Linked DNA regions of Homo sapiens: region 2 is linked to region 1. A link is an interaction called in ENCODE POLR2A ChIA-PET data of the cell type or tissue named here. Cell type or tissue: OCI-LY7. All regions are shown on one strand. Links, peaks and the distances in the headings refer to the core of each region. The heading gives the core; the rest is flanking DNA. Region 1 has its middle 6.2 kb from the start of CEMIP2. Region 2 has its middle 150 kb from the start of CEMIP2.

Region 1 (5,388 bases), core at 197-5,196:
TGATGATTTCTGTTAGTTTGTTTACATTATTTCAAGTAATTTTTTTCCAGCTTTATTGAGCTGGAAAATAATTGACAAAAGTATAATTGACAAAAGTTGTGTATTCAAGGATACAATGTGATGATTTGATATATGATACATTTTGAAATGATTACCACAATCAAATTAATCAACATATCTATCATATATGTCATAATCCAGTAATCCTGTTTATCTTTCAAAATAGTCTCATGTTCATCCCTTACTTTTTAAAAATTTTAGACATGGGGTCTTGCTTTGTTGCTCAGGCTGGAGTGCCATGGTGCTATCACAGCTCACTGCAACTTTGAATTCCTGGGCTCAGCCTCTCAAGTAGCTATACTACAGGTGTGCACCACCAAACCTAGCTAATTTTTTAGAGTCAGATTCTCGCTTTATTGCCCAGGCTGGTCTTCAACTCCTGGCCTCAAGTGATCCTTCTGTGTTGGCCTCCCAAAGTGCTGGGATTACAGGTGTGAGCCACTGTGCCCAGCTCATGTTCATTTCTTTAGAGAGAAGTGTAGAAATTGTCCAAAAAAAGATTTGTGTAATTGAGCTGGATTGATGATAACTTTTGACATGTTGTTAATTGTGTATTTTCAAATCCATGGTGAGCTCAAGTTTCCTAAAGAGCTCCTTTGTCATCCAGGTGGCCCAGAGGCTTCGCAGGGATTTATTTATTTTTTCTTGTACTTTAGTAAGTTTGTAATAATAACTATGGAAAATTTAGAAAGCTTTGATATAATATACTTTGGGGGAATTTTGACAGCTATGTATTTATGCATGTAAGGTACTCCTAATCTTGCTTTTCCTTTCTGATTATGTGCCTTTGAAGATTACACAGGATCCTGTCTTTCTAGGCAGAACAGGTTAATACTTCTTTGCTGGTTGCCTGGAAGGAACAGGAAGGAAGAGATAAAACCTTGGAGATAATGCATGATTTCAGGATGTTGGTATTATTTCAAATTAAAGTCTATATTCATAACCAGGTTTCTCAATTCTTATGCAAATTCACTATATCAACTCTTCTGGTACATATCCATATGTGAATATAATGAAAATACACTACATTTCTTGTGTGTATTTCTTCAGTTTACACAGATCATGTAATCCTCATCCAGCAAATTTATAAGATATTAGTGGTAATACTGCATATATTGTAGACATGCTATGAGCAAATCTTTTTTTTTTCTTTTTTTTAGACAGTCTTGCTCTGTCACCCAGGCTGGAGGGCAGTGGCACCATCACGGCACACTGAAGCCTTGACCTCTGGGCTCAAGCAGTTCTCCCACATCACCCTCCTGAGTATGTGGGACTACAGGCACACACCACCAAATTTGACCCAGAAAATCTTTTTTCTTTTTTTTTTTTTTGGAGACAGAGTTTCACTCTTGTTGCCCAGGCTGAAGTGCAACGGCTTGATTTTGGCTCACTGCAACCTCCGCCCCCCAGGTTCAAGTGATTCTCCTGCCTCAGCCTCCTGAGTAGCTGGGTTACAGGCGTGTGCCACCATGCCCAGCTAATTTTTGTATTTTTAGTAGAGACGGGGTTTTACCATGCTGGCCAGGCTGATCTCGAACTACTGACCTCAGGTGATCCACCGGCCTTGGCATCCCAAAGTGCTGGGATTATAGGCATGAGCCACCGCACCTGGCCTCAACACAGGAAATCTTAATCCACAATAAATTACAGAAGCAACTTCATTCTAGCTAAGTGACTTCAGGCAACTCATTTCTCTTTTCAGAGACAGTGTCCTCAATTGTGACATGAGAATTAGGGGAATGTTTTTGGGTCTGGGTGCCAGCAGCAAAGCACAACCACTTACATAAAGATGGCTACAGAGCCCCCCCCCCAAAAAAAATACCAAGTTTATATAACTTACTATGCAACAGTGAAATTTATGCCAATTTTGAAGATGTTAGATGGGAATCAGGATGGGATATCACTTTTTTCCAGAAAGTGAAAGTTATGTTTTTGAATGAGAAAAAGAAAAATTTAATTCCCACCGATTTAATAGAATTTAAAATAAAATAATTAAATGTTTTTCCCTTCTCTGACAAGACTGCATCAGAAATTTGGCTATACTGGAACAGAATTGCTTACATCATAATTTAAAGCAAGTGTCCAGAGAGTTTGACAGGAAACATGCAGCCTTCATTGCGAGCCTATGAAGTGTGAGAATGAGGCTGGTTGGACGGAAGGAAATAAAGAAAGCACAGATGGTTTTGTAGACACGCAGCTGTTACCACAGCAAAGAAAGGTCACACTAACATTCTGTAATGTTATTGCAAGGGGTCAATGGGAGGAAAATTTTTCTAAGACTTTTAATTAAGGTGTGGATGGCAAACAGTGTATCAACACCTTACTAGTGAGGCATTAGTCACCTGCACATCAGTCTACACATGTACACTGAGTGCAAAAGGAGCAAATATGAACAGAAAAACATGATTTAAAGATGACCTAGGCAGGGTGTGGTGGCTCACCCCTGTAACCCTAATCCTTTGAGAGGCCGAGGCAGGTGGATCGCTTGAGATCAGGCATTGGAGACCAGCCTGGGCAACACGGTGAAAACCCGTCTCTACAAAAAATACAAACATTGGCTGGGTGTGGTGGCTCATGGCTGTAATCCCAGCACTTTGGGAGGCTGAGGTGGTGGATCACCTGAGGTTAGGAGTTTGAAACCAGCCTGGCTAACATGGTGAAACCCCGTCTCTACTAAAAATACAAAAAATTAGCTGGGCATGGTGGCAGGCACCTGTAATCCCAGCTACTCGGGAGGCTGAGGCATGAGAATCACTTGAACCCAGGAGGCAGAGGTTGCAGTGAGCTGAGAGCATGCCATTGAACTCCAGCCTGGGCAACAAGAGCGAAACTCCGTCTCAAAAAAAAATAAATAAATAAAATTAGCCAGGTGTGGTGGTGCACACTTGTAGCCCCAGCTACTCGGGAGGCTGCGGTAGGAGGATCAAGCTGTAGTCCCAGCTACTAGGGAGGCTGAGGTGGGAGGATCACTTGAGCCTGGGAGACTGAAGCTGCAGTGAGCTGTGATTGTGCCACTGCACTCCAGCCTGGGTGACAGAGCAAGACCCTGTCTCAAAAACAAAACAAAACAAGACAATACAAAACGCTATCTATTCAGACCCTTATAGAATAAAGCACAGTTTGAAGGAATTAATTTCTAACAGCCTGGGGGAAAACAGAAAGGGGAAGAGTGGGTGATGGTGAAGTGAGGTTCTGTCTTAGTTTGGAGCAGGAGAGTGCAAAACAAGCAGAAACCTGGAGCTGCAGAACACAGAGGTGCACAGACTCTTTCCATATCACGGTGTTTGGTCCCCTCCTCTCTCCTAAAGCCTCTGCTGACTCCTTTGTTGCCCACTCAGGGGGCAGTATCACTCATCAAACACTGTGCTAGGCCCTGAGGATTTGAAGTTGAATAAGGCTGTATCTTCAATCTCTAAATCTTCAGGTGCCCAGTCTACCAGCTGTAGGGAAGTAGGCAGGATGGGAAGGGCTGTGAATAAAACCCGCTAAATAACTGCAATGCGGTGTGGTCAGGGTTGCGGCAGGTGTGCGTATGGAGCCATCGGAGCCAAGGGGAGGCCATGATGACTGGCCTTGGAATGTTTCACAGAGAAGGTGAATGTGTGTGTGTGTGTATGTGTGTGTGCATGTATATATAAATATATATACATATATACACGTTAGGGACATTGACCCTCCCATACCCAGCCAGCTTCCATGGATAGATGTGGGGGTCAGTGCCCTTAACCCTCGTGTTGTTTAAGCATCCACAGACATTTAATATAGTCCTTCGGAGATGCAACGACATGTGTGGTGAGGGGTTAGGGCCATCAGGGTACAGGAAGGAGAGGCCTGGCATTTGTCTGGAGTGTGGCTGCTGTTTCTCATCATTAAAAAGAAAGTTCCAGCTTCCTTTAGGTAGTGCTTATTGTATTTATCTCATGGCCTTCACCTATGACCTGGACCCCAAGAGCACTCCATTTCCTATCTCCACCTCAAAGTCTTCGCAAGTGTAACCTAATATAACATTCCAATTTATCCTTGCTACTTAGGAGGCTGAGGCGGGAGTATCACTTGAACTGAAGAGTTTGAGCCCACCCTGGGCAACATAGTGACACGCTATCTCCCCTTGTCCCCCCAGATTTACAATTTAGCCAATCATGGAGGGTAAAGGAGAGATGACAGGAGGCACCAATAACAGAATGTGCTGAGCATTAATGAGAAGTGCAGTGAAGCCCCTTACAGCATTGCCATACTTAATTCTTATAATAACTGCATGGTCTAGGTACTACTATTATTCCCTTTTAAAATGAAAAATGGAGGCGCCTCAGAGAGGCTGAGCATCTGGTTGTGCTAGTGAGCTACAGCACGTGATCTGACTAAAGAGTCTCAGGTCTTAGCCAGTGTATTACCCTGTGTGAATGCACAGTTACAACCAGGAAAAAAATGCAAAATGTGGGCATCCCACTCACTGTGGGGCGTTCTCTCCTTATTTGGAAGAAATAGCACAATGGTGAGGATGTCACATACATGTAAGTGGGTGTGTTAGTCTGTTCTTGCATTGACAAAAGAGGTTTAATTGACCTCGATTCTGCAGGCTGTACAGAAAGCATGATTCTGGCATCTGCTCAGCTTCTAAGGAGGCCTCAGGAAACTTAAAATCATGCAGGGGAGGGAGGGTGGGGGCAAAGTGGGAGCAGGCACGTTACATGGCCAGAGCAGGAGCAAGATAGCGAGGGAGGAGGTGCCACACACATTTAAACGATCAGAACTCTCAAGAACTCACTCACTATCCCATGGACAGTACCAAGAGGATGGTACTAAACCATTCATGAGTAATCTGCCCTCATGATCCAGTCACCTCCCATCAGACCTCACCTCCAATGCTGGGGATTACAATTCAGCATGAAATTTGGGTGGGGACACAGATCCACACCATATCAGTGAGTGACATGGAGATGCACTGCCCAGATTTGCTTGCAAAGAAGGACTTGCTGCCGAGCTCTGGGTGCTGTCAGCAACTGGCCCTTTTGGAGACTGCCTCAGCTGCAGGGTCGCCTTGACCAAGGTCATGTCACGTCCCAGGATGAACGACATCCAATGACTGATTCAGGAGGGTATCTAATGGTCCAGTCATTTAGGCTCAATAATTCCAATGGGCCATCTCTCAGATCCCCCAGTGGGATCAATGAAGGCCATTGGGTACACCCCAGCTACTCCCTTTGCCCATGCTGCTTCCTGCCTGTCCCCCACAGGTGAAACATCTTGTCAGTGTCTCAGAGCCTGCTTCCCTGAGAACTCAATCTGTGACATCAGTCCCATTGATCAGAGAAGTCTGTGTCCTCTTAC
Region 2 (5,388 bases), core at 60-5,059, 150 kb after region 1:
ATGTACCTTTATCCTCTAGTTTAGCAGTTGGCAAATTACAGCTTTTAGGCCAAATCCAGCCTACTGCTCATTTTTGAAAAATAAATGTATATTGAAATTGTTTATTTGTTTACATGTTGTCTTTGGCTGCTTTTGTACCCCAGTGGCAGATCTGAGTAATTGCTGCAGTTTCCTTATGACACACAAAGCCTAAAAAAGCCTAAAATTAAAATGTTCACTGTTGGGTCCTTTACAGAAAAAGTTCATTGACTCCTTTTCTCTCTTTCTCTCTTTCTCTCTCTCTTTCTTTCTTTCTTTCTTTCTTTCTTTCTTTCTTTCTTTCTTTCTTTCTTTCTTTCTTTCTTTTTTTCTCTCTCTCTCTCTCTGTCTGTCTCTCTCTCTTTCTTTCTTTGATGGAGTCTCACACTGTCGTCTGGGCTGGAGTGTGGTGGTGCAATCTCCGCTCACTGCAACCTCTGCCTCCCGGGTTCACGTGATTCTCCCCCCTCAGCCTCCCGAGTAACTGAGATTACAGGCGCCTGCCACCACACCCGGCTAATTTTTTGTATTTTTAGTGGAGACAGGGGTTTCACTATGCTGGCCAGGCTGGTCTCGAATGCCTGACCTCATGATCCACCTGCCTCAGCCTCCCAAAGTGCTGGGATTACAGGCGTGAGCCACCGTGCCCAGCCTCATTGACTCCTTTTCTAGTTGATCATAATTCTGTTTTACTATACCACAATTAGATTGTTTCATCATTATCACACCATATGTGAAATAATAGAGAACAAGGAATTAACAAAAGATGAGTTAATATCTTTGAGCAAGGAAGAAATATGAGTATATATTATACTAATCATTTCTACACTGTCCTCACCCCTCATTCCGTGCTCCCTTTACCCCCAGTTAGGGTATAAGACCCTGGTGAGATAGCTCATAGTTTTATTCCCATGGATGTGACTTCAGAGGTCCTGCCCTTGTACAGCTGCTGAGGTTGCTCCTTGACTATTGCCTTTGAACAGTACTAGGAGAGGATCCAGAGCAATCACTGGCATACAGATATATGCTTTTCTGCTTACACTGTGGAGCTCAGGGCTCCTTTCCTCTATTATGATCAGTCACCTTAACCAATGAAGTATTACCCAGCCCTTTACAGGAAACATTTAGGAGACTGAGGAGCTCAAAATGCCAGGTGGCATTCTTACCTTCTAGATCAATAAAACTATTATTTCATCAGCTAAAGTTGTCCTTCCCTTAGATGCTAAGACCTCTAAACAAGCAGAGCCCCAAATAATGGAAAACATAAATTTTGTCAAGAGTTTATGAGTAGTAACATTGAGAAATGCTATTCCAAATTTCACTCCCTTGATCTTTGTTATGGGCTAGATTGTGGTCCTCTCCACATTCGTATGTTGAAGTCCTAACCCCCAAAACCCTAGAATGTGACTATATTTAGAAATAGGACCTTTACAGAGATAATCAGGTTAAAATAAAGTCATTAAGGTGGGCCCTAATCTAATTCTCTCTTTGTTAGAGGAGGAAATTTGGACACAGACAGGTACAGAAGGAAGTCACTCTATAAACCAAAGAGAGACGCCTGAAACAGTTCCTTCCCTCATGGCCCTCAGAAGAAACCAACCCTGCCAACACCTCCATCTTGGACTTCTAGCTCCACACTATGAGAAAATAGATTTCTATTGTTTAAGCCACTCAGTCTGTGGAACTTATGACAGCGCTAGCAAACTAGTCCAGTCATGGACCCATATATTTTGGCTATGGAGACACAGCATGCATATATTGTTTAGAACTAACTATAGAATAGCAATCCAGGTGTTTCCCTCACCATGGCATTCATAGGATGAAATGAATGATGGTCCCGAATGAGAATTGTCCAAATTATTCAGATAAACATCATGGAGCAGAATACATAAGTAACTAAGTAAAACATAACATAAAATTCCAAAATACTCAACGGGAAATGACTAGAAATATAGGCTTTCAAGAGTTGGTATCTTTTAGCTATATTTGCAGATATTCTGGGATTTTAAGGAACTGAGAAAATAGCAAAGTTGACTAAATTTTGTATTTCTTCTAAATATTTTGATAATTTCTGGATTGATGTGGTGATGTTTTTGTTCCTTCCGTACTTATAAATGAAATACCTTTTTAAAGTGTTTCTAAACCTAAAATCTACTTGGTTTGAAATCAAGTGGTTGGAATGCTGTTTGACTTTTATTTGAAGCATGTTGTTGATTGAAAGTTTCATTGAGGAACTTTTCAGTCTGTGTGCTCAGTTTGCTTCTGTAATGAGCACAGCGCCTAATATTTTGAGGTGCTCTGTTTTGAAGACCAATGCTCAAGGTGGACTTTGCTCATAAACAATATCCCAATAGATTTGTTGACTTGAGATCTGTTTTTTTTCCTAATAGAATTAAGAATTGTAATATTGAAAAACTGCACAGATTTGTGTGGGACAAAGCCTAGAAAACAGAAATGTAGATTGAATCATAATCTAAATCATGGTATGATAGACGTAGGAAAGTTTTGATGCCGTAATTTCTCCTTTCACTGGTGTTGGCATTAAATCTGTTGAAATGCATTTCTGTACCACAATTTGTGCTTCAATAAAAGTTTAATTGTCTAGTGACATTCAAAAAAAAAACAAAACAGTAGCAATCCAAACTCCTAGCTGTGGTTATGAGTTTTTGGTAGGCAATTCCAGTATTCAACAGAGTCAACTGCTTTTGAGTGATGGAGAACATCATTAAGATCAGTGTCTTTTGTAACACTGGCTTTAGTTTCTTTGCTACAAAAATGAGGTCATTGGTCAGAAGCAATATTTTATGGTCTACTTTAATGGAGAGTCCAAGGATGGGGATGTTGGCATAAGCTGGCAGGAAAGGCAATTCATATCCAGGATAAATGTCTATTCCCTAGCAGTGGTTTTTGTGATTGGAAGTTTGGGCAATCATCAGTGGTATTAGCTAGATAAGCTTTGGTGCCATTCTGCCAGTGCATTTTTTCAGTCCTGCCAGTATCATTACTTAATAAATGAGTCTATTGAGAAATCCTTAAGCAACTGGATAAAGATACCAATTGACATAAACAGAGAAAGTCATCTTCTCAACATGATTATTGATAAACTCTCTGAAGTGGGGACATTGGATGAGCATTTGTATACAAACATATTAATACTTGATTAATTCTGAAAATCTCACACACATATTTCATCCCTGGCACTTTGTCATAAATCCAAGTCCATGACTATCCAGACCAACCATTAGCCACTCCCTTCTGGGAGTAATTGTAGATCTGAGTCTGCCACCATTTCTCCTGCTGTCCTTTATGGTCACTCCCGATTAAGGTCGCTCCTGCTTAAGGCTGTCATGTCTCTTGCTGTCATTAGGCAGTAGTCTGTTTATGGCCTGTGCCAAGATATTGAACAAGACCATCTGTAAGCCAAATATTTTTCCCCTTCTTTAATCAACTTCTGAAAGGTAACTTCCCATCAGGTCATACATGTGGCAGTACAGCAGAAGTAGACCTACCAGGAGTATGTATCTAACAGTACATGCTCATGCAAACTATTTGTGCTTTCACGACTTACTTGAGCCTGGTATTAAATATAAAACTTCACTGGTTATGAGGTGCTTCTGGGCAGCAGTTTATGGGTTGGTGGCTCAATCCCAGTTTATCACGTGCATCTCAGATCTCATGGTCACTTTGTGTCCCTTTGTCCATCTTTTCAGGGCTTAGGAGCAAGTTGGAAACTATTTTTTAGAGCCGTGTTTTGCTAAAGAGGTAATGGTTATTTTTTAAATTCCAAGGGACTTTTGCTGTGATCCTCCTGTCCAGTCTTGTCACAATGATCAAATAACATCTGATTTGTGACAGATACCTTAACCATCATTGAATTTGCTGGATTATAAAGGCCAATTGGCAGAATTGTTTGCCCTGCAGCTAGAGAACTGGGAGCCTTTTCATGCTTCTGGGCCCCTATTCAAAGCTGGCAGCCTTACAAACTACTCAGTGAGTGATTGGAAGCAACAAGCCAACATGTAGTGTATGTTAACCCACCAATTGTCCCAAAGCATCAAGCCTGCCAGAAACTTCACTGAGTGGCTAATGATTGGTCTGGATAGTCATGAACTTGGATTGATGACAGAGTGCCAAGGAAGAAGTATGTGTGTGAGATTTTCAGAAACTTCTGAATATCCATGGAATTCATCTCCTACACTCCAGCATGCATGTGTCTTATCACGATACCTAAAGTACCTGCTCCTTTCCATTTACAAGGTCCTGTCACCATCATTTCATTCAAGTAGTGGACTGGCATGATGTCTTATGGAGTAGTGAAATAGTCATGTCTCTGCAGAGTAAATTGTGGCAAAAAACCATAGATTAGATAGAGCCCTGTGGCAAAAGGATATAGGGAATCTGCCAACCCTACTAGGAGAAAACAGCTTCTGGAATTTCATAATGGAAAAGAGAAAAAGCGTTTCCCAGACTGCATATTTATTATATGCTAAGTGCTGTGTGACTATTCCAGTAAATAGTCTAAAATGGAAAAAGCAGCAGCAATTGGAATTAACATCAGATTAAGTTTACAATCTGTTATTCACCGGGAAACAGCTGTTTTCTACAAGAGTTAAACAGGCAAGCTAAATGGAGACATAATGGTATTGCCATCTTGCTTACCAATTCTCTTATAGATGTGACATTTTTAAGTTTATTAAGTTGAAAGTATTTTTAAACATTATTTTTTGAGACAGAGTCTTGCTGGATCACTCAGGATAGGATGTAGTGGCTCAATCATGCTCACTGCAGCCTCAACCTCCTGAGCTCAAGTGATCCTCCTGCCTCAGCCTCCTGAGTAGCTTGGACTACAGGGCCATGCCACCATGCCTGGCTAATTATTTATTTATTTATTTATTTATTTATTTATTTTATTTTTAGTAAAGATGCTGTCTTGTTATGTTTCCCAGCCTGATCTCGAATTCCTGACCTAAGGGATCCTCCCAACTCTGTCTCCCAAAGTGCTGGTACTACAGGTGTGAATCGCCATTCCTGGCCTTGAAAGTCTTTACTCAATGGGTAAGGAAGTCAGTTGGAGTGCAGTTTAGATCAGTTTCCAGATGTATTTATTTCAGTTGTAAACTCAAGGATCATGGAAATGACCACAAAGTGAATTTAAAGAAACTGTGATATGATTCAATAAAAAATGAGCTTATCATCTGATCCACATAAGCTCCCACTAAGGCGAGTAGATGACAATGGTGTCCCAGACTCCCAGAGATTAGCATTAGGATTATTCAATCCCCAAAGGGTTGAGGATTTTCCTTTCCTCAGTGCCTAGTTGCTCTGATAAATGGCCACAGTGAAGGCATCTTTGAGGGTCCTTCAACAGTA

Evidence for each region. ChIA-PET counts read pairs that join two places held together with the same protein. Peaks named below come from ENCODE experiments on the same cell type or tissue, not always from the same donor. Only the 100,000 strongest peaks of a DNase experiment are listed, where the experiment ranks them.
Region 2: POLR2A ChIA-PET joins it to region 1 with 10 read pairs; 5 of 35 experiments call an interaction of 5 or more read pairs at or near these places.

What each region holds. Positions count from the first base shown.
Region 1 is chr9:71,772,042-71,777,429 of GRCh38, reverse strand. No RefSeq gene overlaps it. Among named protein-coding and RNA genes, the nearest start is that of CEMIP2, 6.2 kb to the right of the region's middle. In OCI-LY7, for the core only: no CTCF peak of the experiment used is centred there; a DNase peak (open chromatin) is centred at 2,209.
Region 2 is chr9:71,619,648-71,625,035 of GRCh38, reverse strand. No RefSeq gene overlaps it. Among named protein-coding and RNA genes, the nearest start is that of CEMIP2, 150 kb to the left of the region's middle. In OCI-LY7, for the core only: no CTCF peak of the experiment used is centred there; no DNase peak of the experiment used is centred there.